3 separate regions of the Mus musculus genome follow, and all the other regions are linked to region 3. Evidence: chromatin loops called from intact Hi-C (ENCODE). Cell type or tissue: heart. All regions are shown on one strand. Each heading gives the region's core, and the rest is flanking DNA. Links, peaks and the distances in the headings are about the cores only.

Region 1 (6,295 bases), core at 492-5,491, 210 kb after region 3:
TCCCAGGAAGTGGCTGACTCCAGATTACCATCCCATGGGGAGAAACTGGGTGTGGTCCTGCCTAGACAATAGGCACATTTTTCTAAGAGCATTTTTCTGAGCTCTCTGGGCCCCCTTACATTGGTCTACCTTACACAAGCACAGTCTGTAGCCTATGAGCTTGAGTTGCCTGAGTAAGCTGGTCACTAGATAATAGGTCTTTTCTTACATGTCATTGAAACTATTATGATGGAAGAGAGAAGATATTAAAAACTTTAAGTTAGAAGATTTAAAAGTGATATTTCTGAGGAAATTGTATTAATCTAAGAAGAAGTAATAGAGAAACATCAGCAATTCTTTTTTAATATTTTAAGTATAAATTAAAACTTCATTTTATATTTTATTTATATATATTACATATGTGCATGTTTATTATGAAGTAATTACTGTAATTACATTGATACATTACTAGAAGCATTACTGTACAATGGCTAATACAAATAATTAAGGCTCTCCTTTCAAAAAGTTTATTTTTATGAAATATGAAAATTCTCCTGGTAGAAGGGGAAATAAACAAGGCCTACTTAAAACAGAATTGGGTGCAAGGGAGTGAAGGTGAGTTCACCCTTTCACACCTCACTGCAGGGTTCTTAATTGTCATTGTCCTCATATGACAGCAGTTAGTTAATATTTCACAAAACGTTAGCAACCTAAGAGGAAAAGAGGAAGGAGAGGCTTCCAGAGTCTGTTTCTCCATGAATATTCTTCCATCCATATGTAGTGCTAATAATACGCATTTCTAAAACAGGAATTTGGATCTGTACTACTTATGCCATCAGGTTTTTGAGAATGTACCCTTCCTATGAAACTCTGGATAAGAACTGGACTCAAATTTACCTTCTAATGATATATGAGCCAGTCTAGGGAGCTTTGCAAACAAGTAACCTAGGACACAAATTACACAGATTAACAACAGCCACTTGTTTGTGAACCAAAAGGGGGGAAAATTAGTAATTTGTGTATTTTGGTGTATTATGGGAAATTACAGTTTTCAACATCTATAATTTTCTTCATGAATGAAGCTTCAAATGCATCAGAGGGGAATCCCTGAGTGCTTGCTAATGCTGTGGGCGATGACCACAGTTACTTCAGGTCAGCTCACACAATCCTTCATTTTGTGAAACCAATCACTCATGGTCACTCAATGTCTTTCACATTGATTCCAAACAAAGGCATTAACCAGGCTTATTGTTCTCAAAGGTTAAAATACCCACAAAAGCATTTACATCATTGCCCAAGTATGCCTAGGTCATAGGAAGAAGCCCAAGAACATGACCAAAAGGAGACTCCTAATGCAACTAACCAAATGAGGAAAAATTCAGACAGTAGTCCTGTCCTGGGTCTCTGCGCCAGATATATACTTCTACAAAAATATATACTTTTACCAGAAAGCATTGTTTAGTATAGTCTTCTCTAAGATATGATCTAAAACAGTGAGCTGCTTCAGAAAAGCTTTGGGAATTCTGAGACCTGCATTCCCGAATAGTTCTAAAGGAACATCAACACTCTAAAGCTTCCGAGAATTCCTGCAGCTCTGCTTAACATTTCCCAACCCACCCAAACATTTTGCACGCTTTGTAACCCAACACCTCTTACCATCTGTGGAGTCTGCTCCAAGAAGCAAGACACTGGTGATTTTCAAGATATACTTTGCAGAATCCTCTCAGGGATTTCCAGGAAGGCAGAGAAAAGAGTACAGAGACACTGAAGGAGCAGGAGGGGTCAACAACCCACAGCTCCACTTTGAGTCCTACTTTCCAGAGTTGACATGTAGCATCGTTTTGAATTAAGAAATCTATGTCCCAAAATTATCTTGTGTTTATAAAGTTCTTTCACTAGAAATGAGATATTTGTAGTCTGACATTTATAAGCCGACATGTTGTACATGTTACAGGATTGCATGGAAGCTCAGCAGAATTCATAGGGTAGTTTCTTGCTAGGGACTGAATTACTGTGAATGAGTACTTTCCAATCCTTGCTGGGCTTTCCAAGAGACAGAATTAATTGTACTATTAATTCAGGCTTGGCTTGGTGACTTGCTTTGACTAAAGGAATGTCATATGAATTTGTGGTTTATTTATGTCCTCAGGGCTTCTCCACAATGAGAACAGTAGGCCTCACACCATGGGTGCTTATCAGGCATTAGAAGCACATGAAGGCCAAATGGGACCAACAAAACTACAACCCATGGCTAAGGTTTGAAGGTTGTTTGTGGGCATAGTAAAGGCTGACAGGAGCAATTTAAATCGAGTGCCTTTAATATTACTCTCATATAAAAATAATAAGATCCAACAAAGAGGATGCTGAACTTTCTGCTACCTTTGCAATTAACTTGAATAACTTTCAAAAAGTGTAATAATGCTTATTCCTCTGTATACTCAGGTACCATTCTCCTTTGTCTAATGGTAAATCTTTGCCTGTGTCACAGAATAATAATAATGCCAATAATGCATTGAATATAAATTTCCATCAAGGGATTCAGTGAATTTTTCTTTGTCCATGAACCCAAATGCTGTTTTGGGAGTTAGAATTTAATATAAAAAATTAATATTTGTTATCTGTGCCTATAATTGTTTTCAGAGTCCTTAACTGGGTCAAAATTAAAAGTCAGCTATGTCTAATCAAGCTGTAATTCAAACAAGAGACTTTCAAACAAACACACATGAGAAGTCAAAGGAAAAAGAAAGGTTTCCCTTCTTCCAAAATGGTAAAACTACATCCTGCAAATGCAGATACACAGATTGAAGCTTCTGAGGTTTATGAGACAGTTACACAAAAGGTTTCATTGTAAGTGGAAACACTGGAATTATTATAGTAAAAGGAAAGATTTTTGTTTCTAATCAGCTTAGAAAAAAAGTTCTCTACCAAGTTATCACCACTAGTATAGGACAAGAGTTCTTAGTGGTTTGGGAGAGGATTTGGCAGTTAAGACACCTGCTGCTCTTGCACATGGGATTTGGTTCCTGTAACATGGCAGCTCACAAACATCCATAACTCTAGTTCCAGGGAGTCTGGTGCCATCTTCTGGCTTCTGCAGACACTGCATTCACATGATGCACATGCATACATGCAGGCAAAATGCCATATGCATAAAAGAAAGGAAATCTTTTAAATACTTTAGATTTTTAAAAATAGAGTTAACAACGGAAGGTTTGTAAAAGTAGCCTGTCTTTTTCTTTTTAATTTTAATTTTATTTTTATGTGTATTGGATGTTTTGTCACATGTGTATTGATGCTCTCAAAGGTCAGAAGAGAGCATCAAATCCCCTGAAATTGAAATTATAGATGTTGGGAGGCATCATGTAGGTGCTGAGAATCAAGCCCTAAATCCCCTGGAGGAGCAGCAATGAATGAGCCATCTCTCCAACCCCAAGTAATTTGTCTTTATAGAATTAAACATGCAGGAGTAGGAGAGATGACTCAGTGGTTAAGAACACTGACTACTCTGCCAAAGGACCTGAGCTGAATTCCCAACACCCACATGGTAGCTCACAAATTGTTTGTAACTACATGATCAAATACCCTATACAGATATGCATATAGACAAAACACCAATGTACATAAAATAATAATAAATAAATTATTTTTCAAAAATATTAAACATGCATAACAAAGTGCCATATAGGTAAGAGGAAAATAACACAAAAACAAAACAAACAAACAACACACACACACACACACACACACACACACACAGCAGAGGCAAGAGTCACACTTTCTAAGAAGTGGGTGTGAAGAGCTATGAGGATTAAAGGCTTTGATTTTTTATAATGGATAAAATAGATGCAGAATTTATTACAGAATTTCCCTGACTCAATGCTATTTATTAAGCACCAAGTAAAAGGCTGTAAAGAAGAAGTGACATGCTGTCTCTGAGGCTCAGCAGCCTGCACAGAACATGCTTGGCCCATTTTACAGACAGGACAAACACTCCAAGAGTGTTCTCTCAACTATTAGCTATCTACAAAGTAAGTAGATACTTACTCAGATTGAGAGAGATAAAAAATAAATTAAAATCAGAAATTAGAAGGAACCATGTAGGTGATGTGACAGAATTAAGAGGGCGATGGCAGAATAGTTTGAAAACACTTTATACTGAGTCAGATAAACTAAAAGAAATGACTATAAATGATGCTTAAATTTCTAGAAACATACCACCCAACACAACTTGTACCTGATAAAACAGAAAGTCTAAGCAGTCCTGTAAGTAAGATGGTGACATATTAAAAAAACAAAACAAAACATCCCAACAAAGAAAAGCCCAGAACCAAATGACTTCACCAGAAAATTCCACAAAATATTTAAAGAATAATTAAAGGCAATTCTTCTCAAAATCTTCAAAAAAAATGAAAATAAGGGGACATTTCTTTGACGGATTTGATAGTCTCTTCTAAAGGATCGTGTGCTGGAAGCTTGGGAGTTACTGAGAAGTGATCAGACCTTTAAGAAATGGGGGTTAGTGAGAAGTGACTGGGTCATGATCACACTGAGCCAGCAGCATTAATGGTGGTCCCACAGAGTGTGTTGGATCCAGGTAGATATTGTAGATGATGGGGTGTATGAAAGGCCCCTCTGAGCTCCTTGATTTCTACCTTTGCTGTGGGGTATCTTCTGTTGTATTGTATCATAACCATGTAATACTCAGTAAATTTGACTACCCAAACTTGGATATTCAGGCTCCAACTATTATTTATCAAAAAATAAATCTCTTCTAGCACAAAGCTTCTGTCTAGGATCCTGTTGCCATAACAGAAAATAAGCTAAGACAACTCCCAAACTCATTTTATGAGACAGTATAATCTAGATATACGTGACAGGCAAACACACTGCAAGAAAACAAAACCATAAACCTGTATCCCTGATGAACATACAGCAGAAATAATCAACAAAATATCAACAAATTTAATTGAGCATGACATTAAAAGGGTTATGCCTCATGACAAAGTGTAATTTATTCCCATAGCACAAATATGGTTCAACACACAAATATTAATGATGTAGTATTAACTAAATGAAAGACCAGGAAACCACATTATAATCTGAACTGATGCAGAATGTTATTTTTCCAAATTCAACATCTAGTCATAATGAAAACACTCAACAAACTAAAAACAGGATACTACATCAGCATAATAAAGACTATATATAGGGATGGGGAACCAGAGCCAATACCATAGTCAATGGGAAAAGGCTCATGTGTTTTCAAGCAAGATCAAGAACAGAACAGGAAAGCCTGGTCTTTCTACTCCTACGTGCCTAGCATGGAATTCCAAGCCAGAATGTTAAGCAAGAAAAAGAGGGGGAGGCAGGCCAAAAAAAGATTCCAAATAAAGAAAGAAGTAAAATTACCACTGTGCTTGGATGATATTACATGACATTATCCTTAGAAACTCCCAAACATTCTATACATGCCAAAAAGAAAAACCCTATTATAACTAATAAAAAAAAACTTATCAAAGTTGAAAGAAACAAGGCAAAACAAACAAAACATTCTAACTGTATGACTGACAAGGATAAGCAAACTAAACAGGAAATTAAGAAAAGCAGTATCACTTATAGTAGTGCCCAAACAGTCAGATACTTAGGAATGAACTTAGGGAGGTGAAAGATATGAACTCTGAAAACCATGGACACAGATGAGACGGAAGAAGCAGCAAGCAAACCTGTTGGAAACTATATTTGCTTATTATTTCCATACTTGTGAAGAAGTAAGCAAATTAAATGCAATACCTATCAAAATCACAGTTATTTTTATAGAAACAGAAAAAATTCTGAAATTCATAAGGAACCACCAAAAAACTCCCAAGTATATAAATTTACACTGTAAAAGAATAGAGGTCTCACACTTCCTAATTTTGAATAGTTTTAGAACAGTAATCTAAACAGTGTGGTACTGGCACAAGTGTGTGTGTACAGAAAAATGTAACAGACCACACAAATTAATCCTGGAGCCTAGCTCAGTTAATCTTCAGTGAGGATTCCAAAACCATGAAATGTGGAAAGCATGGCGACTCAAACGGGAACTGCATATGTGAAGGAAGAGAGTTACATTGCATTGCACCATACATAAAGCTTAGCACAAAATGGATTAAAGACCTTGCCAAGGACTGAAATTATAAAATTCCTGGGCAAAACATAGCCAGAAAGCTTTATGAGATTGGATTTTACAGGATCACACACACACACACACACACACACACACACACACAAAACTGTAAGAAACAAAAAGTAAAAAAATAGAGAAATGGGACTGTAT
Region 2 (6,295 bases), core at 492-5,491, 79 kb before region 3:
TGCTAATATGACACTTTGAAAACACACTGTTTGGAATCAAGAACAATGCAGAAATTCTATTATCTGAACAACAATTAAGGTTGCATGCTTTGTAAGTCAGTGTAACAGCCCAAGGGAGTCCTGAAATGTTCTAATAGCCATTATTTCTAACATCCTAAAAGGAGCCCTCAAAGATAAATAAATATTATGAAAATACAATTACAAATATTGACATTTCTCTTCAAGAACTTCTCTCTCTAGATAAGTTTCTTAGTCTTTTTTTTAATTAGGTATTTTCTTCATTTACATTTCCAATGCTATCCCAAAAGTCCCCCATACCCTCCCCCCCCCACTCCCCTACCCACACACTCCCACTTCTTGGCCCTGACATTCCCCTGTACTGAGGCATATAAATTTTGCAAGACCCATTGCCTCTCTTTCCAATGATGTCCGACTAGGCCATCTTCTGATACATATGCAGCTAGAAGCAAGAGCTCTGGGGGGTACTGGTTAGTTCATATTGTTGTTCCACCTATAAGGTTGCAGACCCCTTTAGCTCCTTGGGTATTTTCTCTAGCTCCTCCATTGGGGGCCCTGTGATCCATCCAATAGCTGACTGTGAGCATCCACTTCTGTGTTTTCTAGGCCCTGGCATAGTCTCACAAGAGACAGCTATATCTGGGTCCTTTGTTTCTTAGTCTTTTTACTGTGAACATATTAGGCCATATAACTTTGTTAGGAGTTACCCAGTACACTGTGAGATGTAGAGAATCTTGGCCTCTGCTGGGAACACCTTCTCAGTTTAACAATTTCAAATGTTTCTATGCATTTGCAAAAATCCCATGGTGTCATGGGATTTGAAGTCCCATCAGAGAACTACTTTCCTTTAACACACAGAAAAAGATATAGGGAAAAAATACATGATTTGGAGGCATAAGCTTGGATGTAGAATGGAAATAGGTAAAAAATGCTATTTATGTGACATTACCGACTAGGCAATAAAGGAATTAAGAAAATTTCCATTCATACTGAACAACTGTAAGATTTCATTTACCACAGTATTAACTATTAGATTTTAAAAATGAAAATAGCAATACACTTTCAAAAGAGTTGTTCTGACAGCATAGTGAGACAAATTATGTAGAATACTTGGTATGTTGTTTAACACAAAACACTCAACAACTGTCAGGTCTTATTATGTTAGGAGGTTGACAAGACTTTATCTTAATGCCACTCCATTCCTTCCCCCCACCCCACCCCCATCTTCCTCCTTTCATCTCTCTATTGTATATAGGTCAACACACAAGTTCATGAATATGAAACTATAAAGCTAAGAGTTGCATCCAACATGTATGTAGAAGTATGTGGAAAGTCAGGACAATAAAGCATAGCACTGGCATGAATGAGTCTGAGTGTGTGAGAGTGTACATGCGGGTGGAGGAACAGCAGAAGGCTGACTCATATCATAATGCAAAACAGATGTTAGTCTGTTTGATAATTTTTAGCAGATTTTTAAAAAAAAAGAGTTAAGTAAACTTTATCTGGCATGTTTGAAGAATAAGGTAATCAGATGCTATAATTAATGGAGTGTTAGCACATAGAAGCAAACATGGATTATCATTTTGAAACTTTTAAAATGTCATAAAATATATTTTACACTAAGACTTACTAGGATGATTAATTCATTTTATTTCAACAACTATTTAGAAATCATTTATTCTTTTCTTAACTATGCCAAGCATAGATTTAATTCTTTCACTATCCAGAAACCTACTTCAAGGAAATGGTTTTAAATATCTTTTTAGAGATATCCAAGATTGAAGTTTATACTGAGAACATACTCCACACATATGAATCAAAGGTGTTTTTGTTAAGTCTTGACATTGTCACTTGGTTCAGTTTTTTCTGTCCTGTGTGATAATACAGAACATAATAGCAGGAGGCAGGGAATGGAGCAAAGCTATTTGCTCTTGGTGGCCTAAAAACAGGCAGTATGAACAGGTAGGCTCAGGTAGAAGATACATCCCAAAGGGGTTGCCTTCAGTGACCCAGAGTGTCTAAACGACCCTGCCTCACAGTCTATGTGGAATAATGCTATCAATCTCAATTCTATTATTGAGTAAGCACTGAATATGCCAAATTCCGGATGATATTACTGAGCATGATACCTCTAAACATGACATTGGAACAACATAAGCCTTTGATGAGAAGGGAACTTCATATGTAAAGAAACGAAAAAGTATTTGCCCACAAGGTCAAACTCAAGCGCAATCACTGTATGAGGTCCCATTACACTGCATTACAGCCTGCTTCAAACACACATACAATGTATTGTTAGTGCTGTTAGTTGATGTCTACAAATACAATAAAGCAAATCCTTTCATATCATATCCTAAATACATGCAAAGTTGGCTTTTCCACTCTTCACCCAGTCTGTCCTCCCAAGAGAACAGTTTTAGTTCCTTCCATTTCCTCCACCTCAAGAGCATCATGGCTATTGTACCTCCTACAGGTCTTGTTTTTCACTACTCCTCATCAGACATAATATCTGCACAAGAGACAATTCAGACATAGCTGTTATTTGCCATTGAGTACATCTTTATTTTTGTCATCCTGGTCAACAAACATTCATTCTGCATTGGTAATAAGCAGTATAATTTTTTTTGTTTTGTTTTTAGTTTTAATGTGTTTCCATTTGATTTCAATGAGATGGATACAATCAGTAAGCATGTACTCTCCACTGTTTCAAAATGATGTCCTCTTGGGTTATTAACTCCCTCTTTTCCTTCCTTGGTTCCTCTTCCATTTGCTGTTTTTCATTGCTCAGGACACCTCTCTTTGACTCAACAATGTCAGAGCCATCTTTGGCTATTACAATTTCTTCATAATAAACAAGCAAATAACAACACGAAAAAGCTGATATTTGAGCCGGGCGTGGTGGCACACACCTTTAATCCCAGCACTCGGGAGGCAGAGGCAGGCAGATTTCTGAGTTCAAGGCCAGCCTGGTCTACAAAGTGAGTTCCAGGACAGCCAGTGCTACACAGAGAAACCCAGTCCCAAAAAGAAAAAAAAAAAAAGAAAGGAAGGAAGGAAGAAAGAAAGAAAGAAAGAAAGAAAGAAAGAAAGAAAGAAAGAAAGAAAGAACTGATATCTGAATTTTTCTATTTCCACATTTTATACCATGATGATTCTAACAAAATAAAGAGATAAGTGCTTCTTGACTCTAAGGAATTCTTACTTGAGATTTAATAATTTGTAACTTAAGAGTTAGAAAAAGTAAAAGGAAGTCCTAACTAATGGGTTTTCCCCACTAAATTTAAATTTGTTCTAAATTTAATTTTCAGTAAGTAAATGTAAATGTTAAAATTGCTTATGTGAATTAAAACTTCTTTAAAAACTCTCAACACAGAAATATGTATACTGTATTTCTTTACAAATTTGTTGTGTACTAATCAGACATGAGGATCATTTTGACAATTTAGGTAAGGTGCTTATGTTTGAATATTAAGTATCGTGCAAAGGGCTCCTGTGTTGAAGGCCTGGCCACTAATAGAGAAAATTCATATTTTAGGAAATAATTTGACTATGGGGGCTGTGACCTACACAGTGGATGGATCTAATGTGAGTCCATAGATGGATGATAACATTGGGATGTTAGAAACTGTAAGAAAAAAATCAATTTGGCAGTTCCTCAGAAAATTGAACATAGTTCTACCGGAAGATCCAGCAATACCACTTCTGGACTTATACCCAAAAGATGCTTCAACATGTAATAAGGACACATGCTCCACTATATTCATAGCAGCCTTATTTAAAATAGCAATAAGCTGGAAAGAACCCAGATGTCCCTCAACAGAAGAATGGATACAGAAAATGTGGTACATTTACACAATGGAGTACTACTCAGCTATTAAAAACAATGAATTCATAAAATTCTTATACAAATGGATGGATCTGGAGGATATCATCCTAAGTGAGGTAACCCAATCACAAAAGAACACACACTGATAAGTGGATGTTAGCCCAGAAGCTCACTATACCCAAGATATATTTTGCAAAACACATGAAACTCAAGAAGAAGGAAGAGCAAAATGTGGACACTTCATTCCTTCTTAGAAGGGGGAACAAAATACTCATGGAAGGAGTTACAGAGACAAAGTTCAGAGCAGAGACTGAAGGAATGACCATCCAGAAACTGCCCTACCTGGGGATCCATCCCATAAACAACCACCAAACCCAGACACTATTGTAGATGCCAACAAGAGCTTGCTGACAGGAGCCTGATATAGCTGTCTCCTGAGAGGCTCTAACAGTGCCTGACTAATAGAGAACTGGATGCTCACAGTCATCCATTAGATGGAGCACAGGGTACCCAATGAAGAAGCTAGAGAAAGTACCCAAAGAGCTGAAGGGGTTTGAAGCCCCTTAGGAGGAACAACAATATAAACTAACCAGTAACCCCAGGCTCCTTGGGACTAAACCACCAATCAAAGAAAACACACAGAGAGACTCGTGGCTCTAGCTGCATATGTAGCAGAGGATGGCCTAGTCAATGGGAAGAGAGACCCTTGGTTCTGTGAAGATTCTATGCCCACTGGGGGAATGCCTGAGCCAAGATGTGGGAGTGGATGGGTGGGGGGTCAGGGGGAGGGCAGAGAGGATCCGGGATTTTTGGAGAGGAAACTAGGAAAGGGGATAACATTTGAAATGTAAATAAGGAAAATATCTAATAAAAATTTCGTTAAAAAGCTGTAAGTACATTACCGGGTATCCTGTCCATGTTTCTCCTGCTTTTTCACTTCCTCTTCTTCTTCCCTCTGCCTTATCCTTCTGCTTCTTCTCATCTTCCAATCCCCAGTCTGTCTTTGTGAGCAGCCTTCTCTCCGCACAGGTTTTTTATAGATGTCAAGCCTCACTTAGAGCCTAAAGGAATGACCCACTGACCTTAGATAGACACTTCTAAAACTGGGAGACTAAGTAAACTGTTACTCCTTTGTGCTTTTTCTTTGGGACATTATTTCATAATGCTTGAAATAATATATTATATAAGGTAAATTAAAAACTACCCTTCAGCAAGGGTTGGGATGACCAGACACTTTGAGGAAATCCTTTGATTACATATATGTTGCTATTTAGTTTCACTGTACATAAGTTCTGTGTTTAAAGTTACATGCAGATCTTAAGCTTTAGCTAAACGTTACTTACTAACACTGGCATTTCATTTCCAAGATGTGTTGAGAAGGCTCCCATGGCAAGGCCTTATCAAATGTCCAGATATTAATTTCTAAATCATTTTCCCCAACAATCAAAACTTTGTAAAGAAATGGCTGATTTGAGGGCCAAGGCAAAGTAAATATGAACTTTATATCCTGTGTCAGACAGTGAGAAATTCTTAAACACTGATGTCATATAATAAAGAAATAATGGAGCCAGCTTCTCCTGGCCAAATATGGGATATGGTAAACATGAAATAAATATTCCAGTGGCTACAACTGCTAAATAAAATAAGAATCTATGAGTTCTATGGGAGACTGTTAATAAATGGTTTAGAAGAATCACTAGACAGATTGATGTCATGTGTTCTCTGTTTGCTCTTAGAAAGATAAAACATTATTTTATGCTTCTGTGGTCCAAACTCTAAATCCAAGATCTATCAAGAAGATATGGGAAAACACAACTGAGAGGACACTTTTTAAAATAACATGCCCTTTTCAGAAACATCAAAATTAAGGAAAATGGAAGTAGAAAACGTCTCTATGATAAAAGGGAAAAAACTTAAAAAGTGACAAGAACTAAGTGAAACATACTATTTTAGGTTGTATTTGGGGGCAATGAGGAAGTATTGTGAAGTACCTTATTGGGACCAATCACAACATTTCACCATGGAATCTGAAATCTGAAATAGATAAGAATATCACTTTAATGATAAATTTGACAATTTTAATTTTAATTTCTTTTAATATTGTGTGTGTGTGTGTGTGTGTGTGTGTGTGTGTGTGTATGTGTGTGCGCGCGCGCATGTTCATGCCATGGCACGTATATGGAGGGAAGAGAACAACTTGAAGTAATCAGTTATCTTTACCATGTGGAAGCTAGGGATCAAACCTAGGTCATAAGGCAAAGTAGGTAGAACCATTGTCTTCTGAAATATCTCTTCATCTCCAATTTGTTAATGTTGATTGTTTTATTAAACCTGCAGCAAAATATAAAGAAATAGCTGCCCTATTGTTATACAATACTATAAGGTTGAAATTATATTTAAATTAAAACATTTCATAAAATTATCAGTTATTTGGTCAGATTCAAAAATATA
Region 3 (6,295 bases), core at 411-5,410:
GTTCAATAACCTTTAAGAATTGGCATTGGGGAGTTTTGGATGAATGCATAGTGGTACCTGTGTTGTGTATGTACTTGTGTGGTGGTTGTTCATTTTGTCAGCTTGACACTATCTAGATTCACTTGAGAAAGGAGTCAGAATGAGGGATTCTCTTCATTGGCTTTGTCTGAGAGGGATTTTCTTAATTGGGTTCATTGATGTGGAAAGGCTCCCCCTGGATGTAGGCAGCACCTTTTCATGTTCTGGCCTGGAGTGAATGAAAGGAGAGGGGACCCTGGGTATTGCTTGCCCTGAGTGATTTGCTCTTTGAAGTTTCTGTCAACTTGATTTTTCCTTGAAATAATGGACTGTCACCTTCAATTGAGAGACTAGCAAACCTTTTCTTAGGTTGATCTCGTGAAAGTATTTATATGACAGCAACAGGAAACAAAACTGAGGCAACTTGTCAGTGTGCCAATAAACATGTATCATGGCATATATATGCATATGTGAGTGCATGCCTGTGGACAGTGGGTAGAGGTTGACTCTGAACACTTTTCTCGATTTCTCTTATTGGATGCTTTTCTCAATTTCAATCCATCTTTTGCTTTTGTTTTTTTGGTTTTTTAAGACAAGCTCTTTCATTCAACCTGGAACTAATGGATTCAGCTGTCTGGTCAATGAGCTTTGGAAATCCGTCTGGTCCTCTGGAGCTCGGGGAAGGGGGTCCCATGCCAAGCTTTTTATGTAGGTTGTGGGGATCCAAATTCAAGACCTCATGCTTGTGTGACATTTACCAACTGCAGTCTACCCCCAAACTCTGGCATGTATTTCGTGGCCAGAAATGGCTGTCTTTTGAATGACTTTCAACCTTTCCGAAACAAATTTATTTCATTGTTTTATCTTTTCACACAGTAGGTTTGAGTTCAGATGTAAAGTATATGAACACCTAACAATATAAAATTATATACTTTAGCAGTTTCACAAAATTTCATCCATTCTTATTGTATAAGCTTCTGTCTCATTTAGTATTGTAACTGTCATTTCTGATGTAAAAGCAGGTTGACTGAAACATTAATGTATCAGTAATTTCACAAGGCAGACTGGATGCTATTGAGATTAACTTGTTATCTTTGTCAGAGCTTTGCAATGCCTCAAGGGTTGCTGCATTGCCTAGGTTTGTCACATAATTTCAAGAAAATAAACACACTTCCCAGCTGAAGTGGCTCTAACCATATCTTCACTATGCTATGTTTTTGTTCCAACCTATCTCAGCTACTTTACAGTAGCTACATCTCAATGAAGATATCCAGGAAGAAATTTGAAAAACCAAAGAATGAAAATTTGAAAATGAAGTACAGTGGCTTGGAGTTGTGTTGACTGACATCAGTCGTTGAAGTATGGATTGCCCCCTTAGCTTCACAAATGATCCTCCTTAACAGATCTAGGGCACTTTACTAACTAGGTTCCTGGCTTTACTGTTAGTCCAATGTACAGTCCACACCTGAAGAAAGGGGAGTTTTTGATGTTGTGGTTTATTAACCAGGTACTTTCCATTCACTGTCAACAATTAGAAAACAGAAAGAAGTTTTTTAAAGAGGAGGGTTGGTGGGACCTCCTACTTGTTTTCTTTACTCCAAATAAGAAGCCGGAAACAATTAAGGAGAAAAAAATCCCCTATAGTTCACCTTGACCTGGCTGGACTGGGTCTGATGCCTGAAAAAAGTGGTGTTGTGTAAGCCACTAGTAAAAAAAAGTCGAACTGAACTTCAATACAATGAAAATTATTGGGCTCTAGGGGAAACTAGGAGCCAAGGTCTCCAGTATCAAATTAGAAAAGGAGCTCTTTCCCAAACCTAGAGAACTGTGTTTCTTCCTTCTCCTTAAGGTGTCGAGGGCGCTGACAAGACCTGGAGAGGCAATGCTACTACTTCCTTGGCTGTCCAGTTTAGCAACGCTTTAGCCTCACCCAAAACTGCAAAACTGAATTGCAAGCTTGTATTCATTCACTCTTCTGCTGCCATCTGCAACTTCTTGTTTCCTTTTACTGAGAAGGTGGCGTTTAAGGTCAAAAGATCCATTGTAACCAACAAAAGGCCAAAGAACCACAAACAGACCCTGGGAAAAAGCTAGGCTGCCCCTTTCAGGGCTGAGGGTCTACAAAAGGAACAACGAAATATATCTGACAGTAGAATACATCTTGTCTAAATCTCCAAAGTCTGGGAAGACCTCAGACAGATTTGGGATCAGACACAGGGCAAGGTCTTAAGGCTGCAAGGAAAGCGGGCAGTGAATACTCTGAGAGCAGTGTTGGGGGAGGGGAGAGGCCCCCGAAATCTACTTTGTATTCAGCAGCTGCGGGCCAGTAAGGATTCCTGAACAAAGGAGCACGCGGCAAGAGGATGAAATGTTGGGGTTCATGCTGCCACTCGAGCTGCGAGAAGTTTTCCACCTATACCGTTATGGAAGCGTTGGAACTCAGAATTGGGGGGCGAGGGGGTGAGAGAAAAGAGAACTCAGCATGCGATTCCTGTTGCGCCACTACGCACCAGGAATTCTTGAGAACGATGGGAATGGCAACTATTAGATTCGAGGGGGGAGAAAAAAGAGCTGGAGTGAGCAAAACAAAGAGCGAGTGTGGGCCGCGGTGACTTCATGCCTCACCAATGTCCCGCCCACGCTACTCCGAGCTGGAGCTGTTTGCTGCTTCTGCTGCTGCTGCTGTCCTGGGCCGCCACTGCGCTTGCTGGCGACCCAAGCAAGGAGCACTGTAGCGTGGGGAGGTTTCCTAGCAACTCTCAGCTCGGAGCACGCCCAGCCACCCGAAAGCTGGGAGCCCCCACGGGGGACCACAGAACTAGATCACCCCATCCCTGCCCATCGCCTGCCTCTCTTCCCTCTCATCCCAGAACGCATCAGCTGCCAGGGTTCTGGGTGGCCAGACGCCTGAGCCGACAGAGTCCGAGAAAGGACAAGGGTACGCAGCTCCCTCCCAGCGAGGTGCATGGAACATCCCCTTCTAGCCCAGTAAGCAACTGGGATGCCTTGTTGGTTGCCCGCGAGTGCAGACAGGAGCTTCTAGGGAGCTCGCGGAGCTGCTTCCCCAAGCTGCTGGCACCCGTGTCTCCTCTCCCGCCAATCGGAACGCTGCCGCCTGAACCTCTGCTAGCTGCGACTAAGTGGAGTTGGCCTCCCTGCCCACCTGTGGAAGAAGCTAGCACCGACTGATGCGCCAGCAACTCCCCCACCCCCTTGGCCTTCTAGCCGTCCCCTCCCACTAAAGCAGCATCACCCTGTGAATTACATTAGGGTGGTTTTCCCCCCAGCCTCAGGCTTTGTTTGGGTTTGATTGTGTTTGGCTCTTCGCTAAGCTGATTTATGCAGCAGAGCCCCATCGGCTGGGGAGAAACAAAAGCTCTTTTCTTTGTCTGGGAGCGGACTGTGGAGCCCGTACTTGCTTCGCCCCCGCGGGCCATCGGCTGTCCAAGGAGGTGCTTTTTGTTGAGACTGCAAGCCCCGCCGTGCGGAGCTGGGAGGGCCTTAAGGGCCCTGAGATGCAGAGAGCTGCCCTGGACCGAATACCTGTATCGCCTACTGAGAGCAACTGGGTCGGCCAACCCGGCCTGTCGAAAAGGTCCTAGGGACTCGCAGCCCACGGGCCTCAAGGTGCGCTCTCAAGTCGGGAGAGCGCATCAGGAAAGCAACTAGGCAGTAGGCACCGGGCGGGCTGCTTTGCATTATGTGCGGCTCGGCCCTGGCTTTTCTGACTGCTGCACTGCTCTCTCTGCACAACTGCCAGCGAGGTCCAGCCTTGGTTCTTGGGGCAGCCTGGGTATTTTCACTTGTTCTCGGACTGGGCCAAAGTGGTAAGTTATTTTACTTTGTTTTCTTCCCTTCTCCCAAAGTCTTGGGCTGGTATTGAGAGCTTATGGCCTGGGCATCCCTGACAGGTAAGTGGAAGATGTCAGTCCTGGTCAGTCCTGCTGAGACTTCAGGAGGGCAGGTGTGTAACAAAGTTCTCCATAAAGAAGCCAGGTATCAGGCATTTTCACCCCTAAGTGACAGCAATAGTCCACAGTGCTGGGAAAAGTTTATTTGAGTTGAAGTTTGGGAAAGAGTCTGTTGTACTTACAGAATGCAGTTTGGGGGTTCCAGTATTTCCTGAGGATATCACTATATAGTCTGTATTCCCCAACTTTTCACCTTAGGGGTGGAGCATCATCCACTAAGAGCCTGTGGCTAAGATGGTTTATAAAAGGAAAGAGTCTTTCATTTATTGGTCTAAGAAAGAACAAGTTTCTTCTGCCATAACATTCAGCTTGAATGAATTAATGCCCTTGAGGAATATCCATTCATGGTTTAAGCCACTGCCCTGCGGAGGGGTGGGATTGTTAAATTATTGTGGCTAAATGATCTGTCCCCTAAGTTTGGTCTCTGTTACCAAGAGGTCACCTCTCTATAAACTTTTATTGTCTTCATCTGTAAAACAGATATAGATGCCTACCTTTCCCAAGTCATTTCTAGTCAGACAGTGCATGAGAGGGGGCTTGGCACTTTAACATGTTAGCATTGTATTCTTGGTGACTCATGAAACAGAATAAGTAATAATAACAATCTAAGGATTAAATTTACCATAGAGGCCAAATGTTTTTTTTTTTTTTTTTTGCAGATGGAGTTACCATTGCCTTATTTATTTATTTATTTATTTACTTACTTACTTACTTTTCCCTTCGGGTTACTAATCCCTTAAATTTTATTAGAGACTTACTGTAGTCTCTCAACCTTAAAGGAGTTTTAATTAATAGCCTCACTTCTGTTGTAAAACTGAAATTTAGTCCTTTACTTTAAATTGGTGTGCTGGCTTTCTTCCTGAAGTTAACTAAAGTAAATACTTATATGTAAAAGTTTATAATAGAGAAGCCCAGGCAATTTCTTCTAATTATTGCATATATAGTTGTCTAGCATTAGTTTTGGGTGAGATTTTCCTAGTTGTATCAAACAGGACAAACTAGAGTCAACTTTCATTTTGTAGTTATTTTGAGACTTTGAGATTTCAAAATAAATGAAACCTAATACAAAGGAAAGAGTCACACTCCTTATCAAGTATCTTTTGAATGGAACATGTGTTTGCCACAGCAGATTTTCCACTGAGCTTAATTCCACCCTATGTCAGTAAATAAAGTGTTCTCCTAGATTTAGTAAACATTCGCACCAATAAACTGACCAAAACTTATGTCAACAGAATATATTTTGTTCCAAAGAAAGTCTCACTCACCTTTAATCTTTGCTAATAACAAAGGTTTTTAAAAGTTCATTGTGCTTGTAGAGATAAGTCAAGTTCCTGTGTACCAGCAAGATATTTCCATCCAGTGACTATTATTGATTTGAAGCAAGTATTATGAATGGGCTGCCTTGCACCTGCTGACCTGAAAAGTGAATGCTTATCTGAAATCAAAACAAGGCATCCTTTTCCCAGTCCCTGTCAATATACAAAAGCTTCTGATGTATAATGACTTGCATGGTAGTTTAAAACATGAAAAAAAAATTATAGCCAGTACTACTCAGCAAATTAGAGATCACTATAAACAGCTGTACTTTGTGATACAGCTACAAGTCTTAAATTACAGGTCTTACTGTGCAAATTAAATGCTTAAAGCAGAATAGAAATTTAGGTATCGGTTACAAAGGAAATCTTGTTCCCATGCCCAGTAGTTTACACCAAGAAGATGCTGAGGGCAATAAAGCCATAGTAAGAAGACTATAGCTATATATCACTTCAGTTTTATTTTTAAAGAACAATTTATACAAATGTACATTAGACTTATAGTAGTGTGAGCAGAGAGAGTTGAAGGTGGCTGAATACTGTGGGTAGAGTATATTATGAATGAGATGCAAAGATTTCTGATGTAGACATCACTCTAGTTCCTTTTAATTTTCCTTTGCAAAAACTAATGGAGACTGAAGACAATTGAAATCATCAATGCCAACATTAAAAAGCTGGTCACTAATGTTTTTCCATTAAATAAAAAATAGTTAATATTGAAGAGTTATTGCAGCAACATTTTATTTCTACACTTGCTAATTTTAAAAGATTAAAACTAATTTGTCACCCAATTACATAGCAATAGAAAAATGATACATCTCAAAACTCACAATTTCTTTAACAAATGGTAGCTATTATTGCAATGAGATTTCATTTTCTTTTTATTTAGCTATTGTACTTTTTCCATTACAACCAATCTACAGAATGAGCTTTGCTTTGTGACAACAGTATGACTTTCCCTGAAATAGATTTCATCATATCAAGTATTCTCTG

What was found. Peaks named below come from ENCODE experiments on the same cell type or tissue, not always from the same donor. Only the 100,000 strongest peaks of a DNase experiment are listed, where the experiment ranks them.
Region 1: it touches region 3 in a loop (2.0-fold over the local background); 4 of 42 quality-filtered maps call a loop at or near these places.
Region 2: a loop joins it to region 3, with 2.4 times the contacts of the local background. A loop is called at or near these places in 2 of 42 quality-filtered maps.

What each region holds. Positions count from the first base shown.
Region 1 is chr12:119,023,264-119,029,558 of GRCm38, reverse strand. No RefSeq gene overlaps it. Among named protein-coding and RNA genes, the nearest start is that of Abcb5, 60 kb to the right of the region's middle. In heart, for the core only: a CTCF peak has its summit at 3,074 (motif pointing left); no DNase peak of the experiment used is centred there; H3K27ac peaks cover 668 bases.
Region 2 is chr12:119,314,105-119,320,399 of GRCm38, reverse strand. It overlaps Gm39562 (a long non-coding RNA gene), which reads right to left. Exons shown (of 4, transcript XR_873092.2): 2 at 6,065-6,175; 3 at 5,836-5,878; 4 at 4,752-4,905. Among named protein-coding and RNA genes, the nearest start is that of Gm46331, 9.0 kb to the left of the region's middle. In heart, for the core only: no CTCF peak of the experiment used is centred there; no DNase peak of the experiment used is centred there.
Region 3 is chr12:119,235,222-119,241,516 of GRCm38, reverse strand. Itgb8 (integrin beta 8) reads left to right here and starts at 3,241. Exons shown (of 14, transcript NM_177290.3): 1 at 3,241-3,845. The coding sequence starts at 3,719. In heart, for the core only: no CTCF peak of the experiment used is centred there; DNase peaks (open chromatin) are centred at 2,686, 3,086 and 3,546; H3K4me3 peaks cover 3,350 bases; H3K27ac peaks cover 2,402 bases.